3 separate regions of the Homo sapiens genome follow, and all the other regions are linked to region 2. The links are chromatin contacts, found by Hi-C or POLR2A ChIA-PET in ENCODE. All regions are on one chromosome and are shown on one strand. Each heading gives the region's core, a stretch centred on a gene start or an enhancer-like site at or near the end of the contact. The rest is flanking DNA. Distances are from core to core; before and after follow the strand shown.

What was found. A loop is a pair of places that touch in the nucleus more often than their neighbours do. ChIA-PET counts read pairs that join two places held with the same protein, here RNA polymerase II (POLR2A). Pooled maps may share reads with other maps.
Region 1: POLR2A ChIA-PET joins it to region 2 with 10 read pairs in MCF 10A. The contact joins two enhancer-like sites. POLR2A ChIA-PET finds 5 or more read pairs at or near these places in 2 of 52 experiments (MCF 10A and Panc1).
Region 3: a loop to region 2 is called in a map of dorsolateral prefrontal cortex, with 2.8 times the contacts of the local background. The contact joins the promoter of LINC02872 here to the enhancer-like site in region 2. A Hi-C loop is called at or near these places in 1 of 168 maps with a recorded cell type or tissue (dorsolateral prefrontal cortex) and 1 of 50 pooled maps.

Annotation. Positions count from the first base shown.
Region 1 is chr9:86,982,687-86,986,001 of GRCh38, reverse strand. The region is part of intron 3 of GAS1RR (GAS1 adjacent regulatory RNA); the gene reads right to left. Among named protein-coding and RNA genes, the nearest start is that of GAS1RR, 36 kb to the right of the region's middle. Within about 2 kb of position 1,966, at least 7 of the 41 ENCODE cell types and tissues checked have a DNase peak (open chromatin) inside an H3K27ac peak, as active enhancers do.
Region 2 is chr9:86,405,219-86,408,640 of GRCh38, reverse strand. No RefSeq gene overlaps it. Among named protein-coding and RNA genes, the nearest start is that of TUT7, 53 kb to the right of the region's middle. Within about 2 kb of position 1,425, at least 11 of the 41 ENCODE cell types and tissues checked have a DNase peak (open chromatin) inside an H3K27ac peak, as active enhancers do.
Region 3 is chr9:87,147,220-87,150,888 of GRCh38, reverse strand. It overlaps LINC02872 (long intergenic non-protein coding RNA 2872), which reads right to left and starts at 2,245. Exons shown (of 2, transcript NR_161226.1): 1 at 1,991-2,245. RefSeq lists enhancers at 1,626-2,133, 2,134-2,642.

The DNA of each region.
Region 1 (3,315 bases), core at 717-3,216, 580 kb before region 2:
TTCCAGACTTAGAACAATTGATTTTACAAAGAAGGGCCCAGAGAAGTTAGGTAACTAGCCCAAGGTCACACAGTTTGTTAATATGGTACAACTATTGAAAAGCAGGTATTCTCATTCACAGCCCATGATCTTTGCATGCCATTGCCCTGTCCTTTTGTGTAAGCACACAAAATGGGTGTCTGGAATCAAAACTTACACCATGAGAGGGAAAGTCCAAAACTGAGCCAAGGGATTGCTGGGAGAAGGAAGGTAGAGAGTAGATGGCCGTCCAGGAATCCCTGTGTTCCTCTAATTGCCTGATGCTGTGTTTTCAGACAGGATTCATTGTCCGCTGCCCACTGAACTAGTCCCTCAGAAACAACTCTGCTTCTGACATTTTCCCATAAAGCTGTCACAATCCAAATTCTTACTTATTTAAAACTAGTTATTTGTTTAAAGCCATATGAACACAGTGGTGGCTGTGGGTGGCTGGGGGCCAGCAGAGTGATCTAAATGGCCTAAATTATATGGAACCCTCATTTTCTATCCTGACAGCCTGCCTCTGAGATAGAGTCTGGGTCCAAGAGTGGAAATCAATTTTGAGCTGAGGCGTGCTAATAATTACTTCTGCAAAGCTCTTGCTGCCATATCTAATTCTCTCTGCGGGAATTCTCTGTGATGAGGGATTAGATGAGAGATAAGAAGTTTAAAAGAGCAAACATCAAAGTATCTTTCTAGAAGTTTCTGTTGGGAGTAAGAATGGGACTCTGTGGATAAGTAAAGCTTCAGAGGCAGGCAGCCTTGGTTTGCAATGCCAGCTTTACCATGTACTGGCTTAAGATTGTCAAGATATTAAATTTCTCCATGAATTTTATTGGTAAAAGTAAGACTGACAAAATTGGCCCTTTGAATGCCTGTGGGCATAGCGCAAAGTAAAGCTCAGCCCATTGCTTGGTACACAGCAGGTGCTGTTTACTGTCACATCTTCCCAAAAGCTCCCTTCTCAACTGGCTCTCTTCCACCCATTTGGATAAGGGCTGAAGAGCTGTTCAGATACCTGCTCCAAGGCCAGGTATCTAATGCCCAGTTGTAGAGGCATGCAAAGCGGGCTGACGGCGCCCTTAACATTTGGTAGTCATCAGATAAACGAGACCCTGATGCCATAGGTCAGATTCTGACATTACAGCTAAGGGAAGCCAGTTGCCTAGAAATGGAGAAACTGGCTGGCAATTAAGCAAATTTATAGATATTTCTAAAATTCCTAGGAGCCTAGATTTAGCGGGGAAGGAGAGGTAGGAGTAGTGGTGTATTTTACCAAAAGCTCAAATAAATCCAAACCCAACAGAATCACTGCTCAGAGATGTAAAAAGACAAGAAAACAATGAAAGGGCAGAAAAAGATTATTTTTCAAAGGTTTTCTGGTTGGGACAGCAGGCACACACATACTCTGTTTCTTTTCTTCATCTTCTCAGGCTGGCCCCAGGGTCAGAGGAAGAACCATCCTCCTCTGGTTTGTTTTTATCGACAGCCTCCAAAGGAAAGTTTTGGGAGAACTTTTTTTTTTGCCAATTTGGATAATGTCTTGCCCTCTAATCCAGAAAGTGGATTTTTTTTTTCACCCAGCCTTGGAAATCAATGCCAGTTTGTTTATTTATTTATTTATTTATTTCTGTAGAAATTTTGCACAATTTAAATATGTGCATGTTCACATTGGCTTCATTTTTCTTTTCTTTGCATAGATTTCCAACTTAATCAGGAATGGCTGGATACTGTAACTTTTTGGCACAAACAGCAAAAAGAAAGGGGGGTAAGTGTGGGGGGAGTTCTTTTCCAGGACTGAACTGTTTGCACTCTTTGTTTTGATGGTGCCACCTGACCCCCCTGGGAAGGGTTGAGTTTCTCCACATCCATCACGCCTACAGAGGGCTGTGTCAAAAGCCCGACCAGGCCTCCCCCTTGCCCATCTATGGCTGATTATTCACTGCATTGTGTTCTGAAGACGCACAGGCTGTCACGGAAAAGGTGCCTTCCTGCCTAGCCGCTCAGGACATTGACTCTTGTGAGCCGACTTTCCTCTCTTATTCCCATATCTATGACCTTCTCTTACTGTTCAGAGCCGTTTCAAGTGTGAGCTTGCAAGGTATCGTTTTTCCAAAAATGTTGGCCCATAACCATCGGCATTCAGATATGAGTAAAAAGATATGTTGGTAATAAAGCCAAACATAACAATTAATGCGTCAGGATTCCAAAGCACATTTTGCAATACCAGCTCATGTTGCAGCTGATGTCAGAATGTACATGCTGTTAATCTAATGAAAGGGCACAAGGATTTCTCTAAGTCCTGCACATATGAAGACGCTATCAGATCATCTGACTTTTTGTTTGAGCACATTGTGTACCACATTGAAAGTATTCCAGCTTGATTTCTATCCTTCGAAAAATTCTCTCCTTATCTGCTGAAGTCAGATTTGGATATATTCGCAAGGGAGTAAAGATTTAGCTGATCAGAATTGGAGTCATTAAGCAGGCCTGGAAATTCCCTATCAGGCACCCACGCCAGTGTTTCTTGGTGCTGCATAGCTTAAGAATTTGGAAGGAATGGGGCAATGGGCCAAACAATCTCATCTCTGAGGTTTTTTTTCTGAAATTGATGAAGGCACTGTGCAATCACGCAGGATGAAACATTGCAACTAACTAGATTGCCTTTAGTACCTTACCCTAATTAAGCCAGTATTGAAACTGTATATAAGCAGTGTACCAGGAATTGCAAACTCAGGTGCCCAGAGGACCACATAGGACAGTTGGAGGGGATGCGAGACGGTACAGTAGTGGGGACAGTGACAACCAGAGAGAGCATTCTTTGTCTAGAGGGACATTCACTACTCTTCTATCCTGAAAATGCAAATATGGCAAGATTTTCTATTTTTTTCCAAGAAAAGTCAAAAATCCTGATGTTTAGGATACATTTTTAAATCTTGGCTACCAATTCAATTAAAAAAATCCATGCAAGTAAAGAGTCTGACTGCTGAATTTGGCCCTTATGATATTAGCTTTTAATCTCTACAACAGACTAGAACTTGGAAATTTGTTTCTACACACAGAATTTGAAGCTTGACAAGTTGAGAGTTATAGTGACCTTTTTCTTGTGACTTCTTGGACAGTCTGTCACTCAGTCCTGCACAAAGAATGATTCAAGATAAGGGCTTCTTATCCATGGGCATCCCGGGGTCCTTCACCACAGTTAACACACATTGGGGATTGATTCAATGATGCTGCTCTTTGTTTCCTATGACTGCTAGCCCAAATTGCCACAACCTTGGTGGCTTAAAACAACAC
Region 2 (3,422 bases), core at 176-2,675:
TCTTAAGGGAGCAGCCACTGAAATAGTGCCCAGGGACTGGGTAGGCACCCCATACCTCTTTCTTGGTTGCAATAGCTGTTTCTCAGCAGAGATACAGAATTTACCCTGGGCCTCTGTGCACTCTCCAGCTCTGTGCTCAGGAAGATGCTAGAATTGCCCACAAAACTTTAGGCCATTCCCAGAACTATTCATATTAATGTGGCAGGTACTGGCTACCATGCTGAGGGTTTGTCTCAAATCCCTTAGAGAACAAACAGTTAAATACATGCAATAGAATATGACTCAGTCTTAAAAAGGGAGGACATTCTGACACATGCTACAACATTGATGAACCCTGAGGACTTAGGCTAAGCGAAATAAGCCAGATACAGAAAGATAAATACTGCACAATTCCACTTACATGAGGAATCTGGAGCAGTTAAATTCATAGAGAAGTCTGGGTGCAGTGGTATTCACCTATAACCCTAGCACCTTGGGAGGCAGAGGCAGGCAGATTGCTCAAGCTCAGGAGTTTGAGACCAGCCTGGGTGACATGGTAAGACCTCACCTCTACAAAAAATACAAAAATTTAGCTGGGCATAGTGGCACATGCCTATAGTCCCTGCTACTTAGAAGGCTAAGATGAGAAGATCACTTGTGGCCAGAGGTTGAGGGTGCGGTGAGCCAAGATCGTGCCACTGCACTCCAGCCTGGGCAAAAGAGTGAAACCTGTCTCAAAAAAAAAACAAAAAAATCATAAAGACATGCAGAATGGTTGTCAGGAACTGGGAGGAGATGAGAATGGGGAGTTATTGTTTAATGGGCATAGAGTTTCAGTTTGGATAGTAGCAATGATAGCATAACAATGTGAATGTACTTAATGCCATTAAACTGTGGATTTAAAAATGATTAACGTGGTAAATTTTATGTTATGTGTATTTTACCAGCATTTAACACTTTAATCTTCAATAAAAAAAAAATCCTTCTTAGCCCAGCTGTGGAATTAAGAACACTTATGATTCTTTGGATAACTCTAAGCTATCCAATGCTGGCAGGTTGCAATGAAATTCAAGGCTTCTTGAGGCTCTTTTAGTGAATACCGCAGCTTACCCAGCACCCCCCTGCATTCCCCATGTTGATCCATGGAGGAAAGATCTTCCTCCCCGCACACTTCTACCTCTAGACCAATGCGGGGAGGAAAGCTTCCACTCCACTTCCCTGCCATCCAAAAGGAAGAGAAGTACTGAATCTGATGAGTGAGGGCTGGCATCACAGTGCATGGTTCCCCAGTGGGCAAGGTACAGAGTCAGTGTTACCTGTAAATGTCTTTATCTTTGTGTAGCCAGCAAGCTGAGCAGGGCTGACCTCAGCAAATCTGTAATTCACTTTCTGCTCCACCCCCTCTGCCCGTGACCAGGAATGAGTCAGAAGGACCTTGTAGAAGGGACCTGTCTGAATCTGGTTTCAGGGGAGAAAGTAGAAGGCTGCCCTCAGGCCTGCCAACTAAAAGTCCATATCGCAGCTTCACGAGAGCTGGCCTGGAAGCAGGGCTTAACTAGGTCAAAAATGGGACTTTGATTCCCATCTGGATGTCAGTTTCTTGAGGTGCTTCTCCTCTGGCAGAAAAGGGGGCAGAAATGAGAGGGTAAAGGAGAATGGTCTTATTCCCCTAAAATCACCATGAAATGGTCTTTTAAAAATAAGAAAAGTAGGACACATGTTCTAAAGAAAAAAAATTTTTTCAACTGAACACATTTAGCTTTATACAAAGCTCACCTTGTTTCTTTGTCTCTCATTTTGTCCAAATTGTTAATTTCATAATTATCACTAGTCCATGAACCTGCATTTGAGAAATCTTTGAGAAGCATTCCTCTGAAGTACGTTTTTGCTCTCAAAGTCTGTGACATAAATAACTATCACTTCTGCTTCCATCACCCCTCCCAGAACCCGTCATTGAAAGAAGACTAGAGCAGAAACTACGGTTTAGTGCCTTACAGAATGCTTTGTACAAATAAATACTCAACAAATTTTTAAAATACAGCCTGCCCCCTGTGTCGGGGTGACTCAGGAACCCATCTGACCTAAAGTTCCATCTGTTTTTCTGAATCCAGAGTCCAGACACTCACGTGCAGATGAAAAAAAGTATCAGGAGTGGCACATTCCTGAGCCACACTGCACCAAAGATGATTTCACAATAGGTACCAGGTTTACTTTTGTTTCATGAGTCTGCCTGCAAATTCAAGTTTCTCTGGTTCATCTCCTTTGCATTAGTATGTGTTAATTAAAGTGAAATTAGCACGTCTTCCTGAAGCTCTGGCCCTCATTGTATACACACCAGGACTAACATTAAGCTACCTTCACTTCGTGCTCTCTAGGCATTGGGGTTCTTCAGGGCTCATATTTTTTTCTCTGAGAATTATTAGCTCATTCTGCCTACCATGTTCCCCAGCAGAGAGGGAGGAAGAGAACGCTCTGTGTCCCCCACCCCCACACAAAAAGCCATTCTTTTCTTTGCAAGCAACTGGTACATGTTTTCAGCTGACATGTCCTAGATTGTTCTAAAAAGAGCAGCGGCAAGATAAATTGCAAGAACAGATGATTCAAAGACTCCCTGGGAAGTACCACAGCCAGCTCATAATTACAAATGCAGGGTAGGCGGAACATCTGTATCCTGAGTCACTCTGCTTTTCTAGAAGGGAGAATGTCATTAGCCCTCCTGCTGCAGGAACTTTTGAGATCTGTAAGCAGGTTCCAGAACTGGTTCACGGTGTGCTCTGTCCTCTTGAGGCTGCAAGTGACCCTCTCCCCACCCCCGTACAAATTTAACATACCTTGAAGTCATTATAATTAATTACCAGCTGACTATAGCCCAGAGAGCTTCTAAGTCTATATTTTGAATAATAACTCTGCAAAGGTAATGTGCATGTGTTTTGGGGGGAGAACGATAACCTTAAAAATCTTATAAGTGTTTCTGAGCTTGGTTCTCTAATGCCTGGAATGATACAAATTTAGGGGCATTGCCTTTTATGGGAAGAGATACTAGGAAAAAGTAAAAGGAGAAATGGGTTTTTCTGGAAAACTATAAGAACAATTATCTTAAATGAGAGATAGTTGAGGCTCTGGGGTTAATGAATAAAAAAAGATGATGGCAAAAGAAACATAAGACATTGATGAGTGAAAACAAGAGCTAATAGTTTTGGCAGAGCCAAGTTTACCAGTGTGTTGGCAGGAGTTACTGTTCCTTCTTGTGTGATTTCTTTGAGGACATTGCACTGTTTATACAGAGAGTGTAAACATAGCTGTTGATTTAACTAAACACTGTTTTTTGTTCCCCGTCTCTCACAGCCATGGTAAATAGCCTAATATTTAAGCTCAGAGGCTTTGATGTGAGTTAAGGTAAGATTCAGTTGTGCTGGTCATAGCTGTGCGCCTTAGAACAAACT
Region 3 (3,669 bases), core at 996-3,495, 740 kb before region 2:
TGATGTAACCTCTGACAAGTTTAGCTGTAGCCAGTGGGACCTGTGTTCTAGATGGTTTGATTTGTGCCTACAGCTTCTTGTTTGGATGATAGATTATACAAACACCCAGGTCATAGCCAATACGCAGTTATACAGCTCACTTTTTTCGTGTGATTTTGGTTGGGTGATTTTGTTAACGAGTATTTACAGTTTTTCACACCTAAACTCACAGTATGAAGCTACTCCATGTTTATTGCTTTGCATGGTACTGCAAAACTGCATTTATTGTGCTTTCATCAGAAACGCTTCTTTGAGACATAAACATTGCCTGTTTTTCACTCCGTTTTTAAAAAACAAATTAAGCAGGCACTCATTTATGAAGGTACTTCAGGTAAAAGAGAGGAAAGGTTCCCAAAAGGGATGTGTGGGGGCCACTTGAGGGCTGTCTTTCATGTCAATCTCAGCCATTCCTCAGGAATTTCTATTTTCTTTTTGACACTGCCCAAGTGGCAATCCCACCCTGTCCCCTGTCCCTGACCTTGGACACGGGGAGCAGCACTGTCCCACGGAGGGGGAGACAGAAGAAGGGAAGATGGTGAGCCCAGCCACTCCTCAGCCCAATTGGGTTTCCTCAGCAACATCTTACCCCAGACTGTCCTCTCTCTTCGCTCCTCTGCTCCAGACAGGATGGTTTCCATGTGCTGCTTCTCTGCGATCTTTCTTTCCTCTTATGTCTTTCATTATGAAACCAAAGTGCTAGAGGGATTGGGGACTATGGGGGACCGACAAAATCCCATGTTCATGAAGAAGGAAGAGAATGCTCGTGGGAGGGGGGCTGAGGCCTGCAGACATGGGGATGGAAAGTTGCCGCCTTAGTCATCTGAGGCTGCTCTAACAGGATACCATACACTGGGTGGCTAATAAGCAACAGATGTTTGTTCCCACAGTTCTGGGGGCTGGGAAGCTCAAGAGCAAGGCACCAGCAGATTCAGCATCTGGTGAGGGTCTGTTTCCTGGTTTGTATAGAAGGTGCCTTTTCCCTGTGTCCTCATATGGTGGGAAGGGCAAGGCAGCTCTCTGGGGCCTTTTTTATAAGGGCACTGATCCCACTCATGAGGACTTTCATGCCCTGATCATTTCCCAAAGGCCCCACCTCCTAATAATACCATCACATTCAGACGGCAGCAGCCTCCTCTTCATTCTGAAAACCTCCCTCAATAACAATCTTTGTTTCAAAAGGATTTCAAGGCAGAGATTTTGATACCCACTGGGGCTTTTATCCTGTTTTTCAGAGGTTTGAGAGGGTTGACAACAGCTGTGGTTGGAATAAGAGGAGTTAATGGTAATGGAAAGGAAGTTGACACCTGAGGAGGACAGTTGGGGTCACAGGATAAAGTGCCTACAAGGTTTCTATCACTGGGAAAGCTGACTGGCTAACCCTGGCTGCTTGGAACGCCGTGTCTATGCCATTCCACCTTCCTCGCAACTTGGCAGGTCTTCATCCAGACTCCATCCCTGCATTACCTTTCCTGGTCTCCATTAAGATGCAGCCTTCCCGAGGACAAGGGAACTGCTGGGCGACTTAGACAGTGAGGCCCTTTGCTGCTCATCACAACCAGCGTCTCTGGAACCCCAGAAAGGCAGCCTGGGATCAGGCGGAGGCAGACATTACTTATGGATGAAGGGGTAGAGAGCGAGTCAAGGGGTAGAGAGAGGGTCTAGGTGTAAAACGGGCACCAAACCACCACACAGGACTACCCCAGTCAGGATAAAAGGTGAGGCTATTTAAGCATCAGAACGTGCTCCCTCGACCCCAGAGCCTGCCCAGAATGTTGGGGGCTGCCACCTGCTTGCCTGCGAGGCCTCCATGCTCTCGGGCGCTCATGTTCCCATCTGCTTGCTGCAGCACTAATGAAGAAACTCGACTGCCAGGCATGCTTGGAGGAATAACTCATGAAACAGATTGTAAAGCCGGGGCCCATGACTTGCTCTTTTGGGACTTGGCACTTACGTCTCTTTTTCCATTTGCACCGACTGAGCAGGAGGCCAGGCCTCCCCGCCCGGGCCTTGCGAGCGAGGCCCCTTTCCTCTGTCCGCCAGTTCTCCCACTCGGCCCCCACACCCCCAGGAGGAGATGCAGGGGAGCTCTGCTGACGCCGAGGCCGCGCCTGCTCCACATTCCAAGCGGGACACGGCCTGAGTCCCGTGGGCCCTGCCCGGAGGCCCCTGGGTGTGAATCTGTTTCTCCCCTCTCGCTGGCTGCCGCGCCGCCTTCAGGCTTTTTTTTTTCTCGCTCTCTCTCGCCGTTCCCCGGGCAGGCAGCGTCTGCTTTTCAGCGCGCGGACATTTCCGGCTGGCGGGGGACAGAAGGGACCGCGGCCAGCCAGTTCCCGTTCCCGTTCCCGCCTGGCTGCAGGCGCAGCTGCGATGACTTCATGACTCTGCAATGGCCGCGGGGCCGGGAAACAGGGCCGGGATTGTATTAACGGGATGGAAAGTAGCAAGTTTGAAAGAGACCCGTGGCAGACTCCACCTCCTGCCTTACTACCTTTTTTTCAAAAATTGCTCTTATCTCCAGCAAAAACTCCCTGAGTGCCTTTTCCCTCTCCTGGCAGCACTGGAAGGAGGGCCGCCTTGGAAAACGTGTCCTCCTCAGACCTGAGTCCCCCGGGCCCTCCTCAGCCAGGATCAATGTAGAGGGAATGCCAAATACTCAACCGCCTTTAGGTGGGGTTTTAGGTTTGAGGGGAAATAATGAAATTTTGCATTTGAATCTGAAAATGAGTCTGGCAGCCTGAGTGGTTGGGTGAAGAAATGGCCCTGTTTCTCCTATTAGCTTGTCCTCCCACCTCGGGGAGAGTCTGACCCGGTGAGGTGGCCACAAGACCCTAAGAGCCCTGCTCCACCGAGTTCCAGAACGCGGAGAACTGAGACCCAGGCACCACGTGACTTGATTGTCAAGCTGCCTGACATTTCAGTGTGGTGGCAATGGACCTGGTGTGCCTGGGTGGGAGGAACATGTGGACATGGATTGTCAGATATGACTATGTACGTGGTGGCATTGCTTGTGATGGTGAAAAATTGGATTGTTTATCAACAGGGAATCAAACAGGGAATAAGTAAAGTGTGTGTGTGCTGTATTTATATGATGGAATTGTATACAGCAGTTAAAATAAATAAAAGTGATCTAGTTGAACTAGCCTGGGATAAGGCTCAAAAAAAAAATGAGCAATTTGCAGAATGAAACTGCAGTATGAAACCATTTATGTAAGAAAAGAATGAGGGCGAGGGAGAGAGAAAGAAGAAAAGAAAAACAAGAAAAACCCTCATGAAGAAATACCGCTCTCTGTGCTGCACTATAGGCTACTATAGACCATATATAAAAGGACTGCAAGGCTAAATCCCCAAACCCCAAACTATCCAAGGGGAGGGTTCAGAGGGATAGAAATTGGAGAATGTGGTCAAAAGGCACTTTTGAGTAAATGTCCTAATATTTCAGAAGAGAATGAATTCACTTATTTCTTATGTAATTAAAAATTCATTACAAAATAGGGGAAAATGAAGTGTTAGTGGTTTACAAACTTCATCCATCCAGATTGAGCAGATGTGGAGCTTTGCCATTGACTTATTTGTGAGTAATTAGTGGTTTCGGTTTTTTTTTCTTTTGCTGAGATGCAGCAAATTGATATG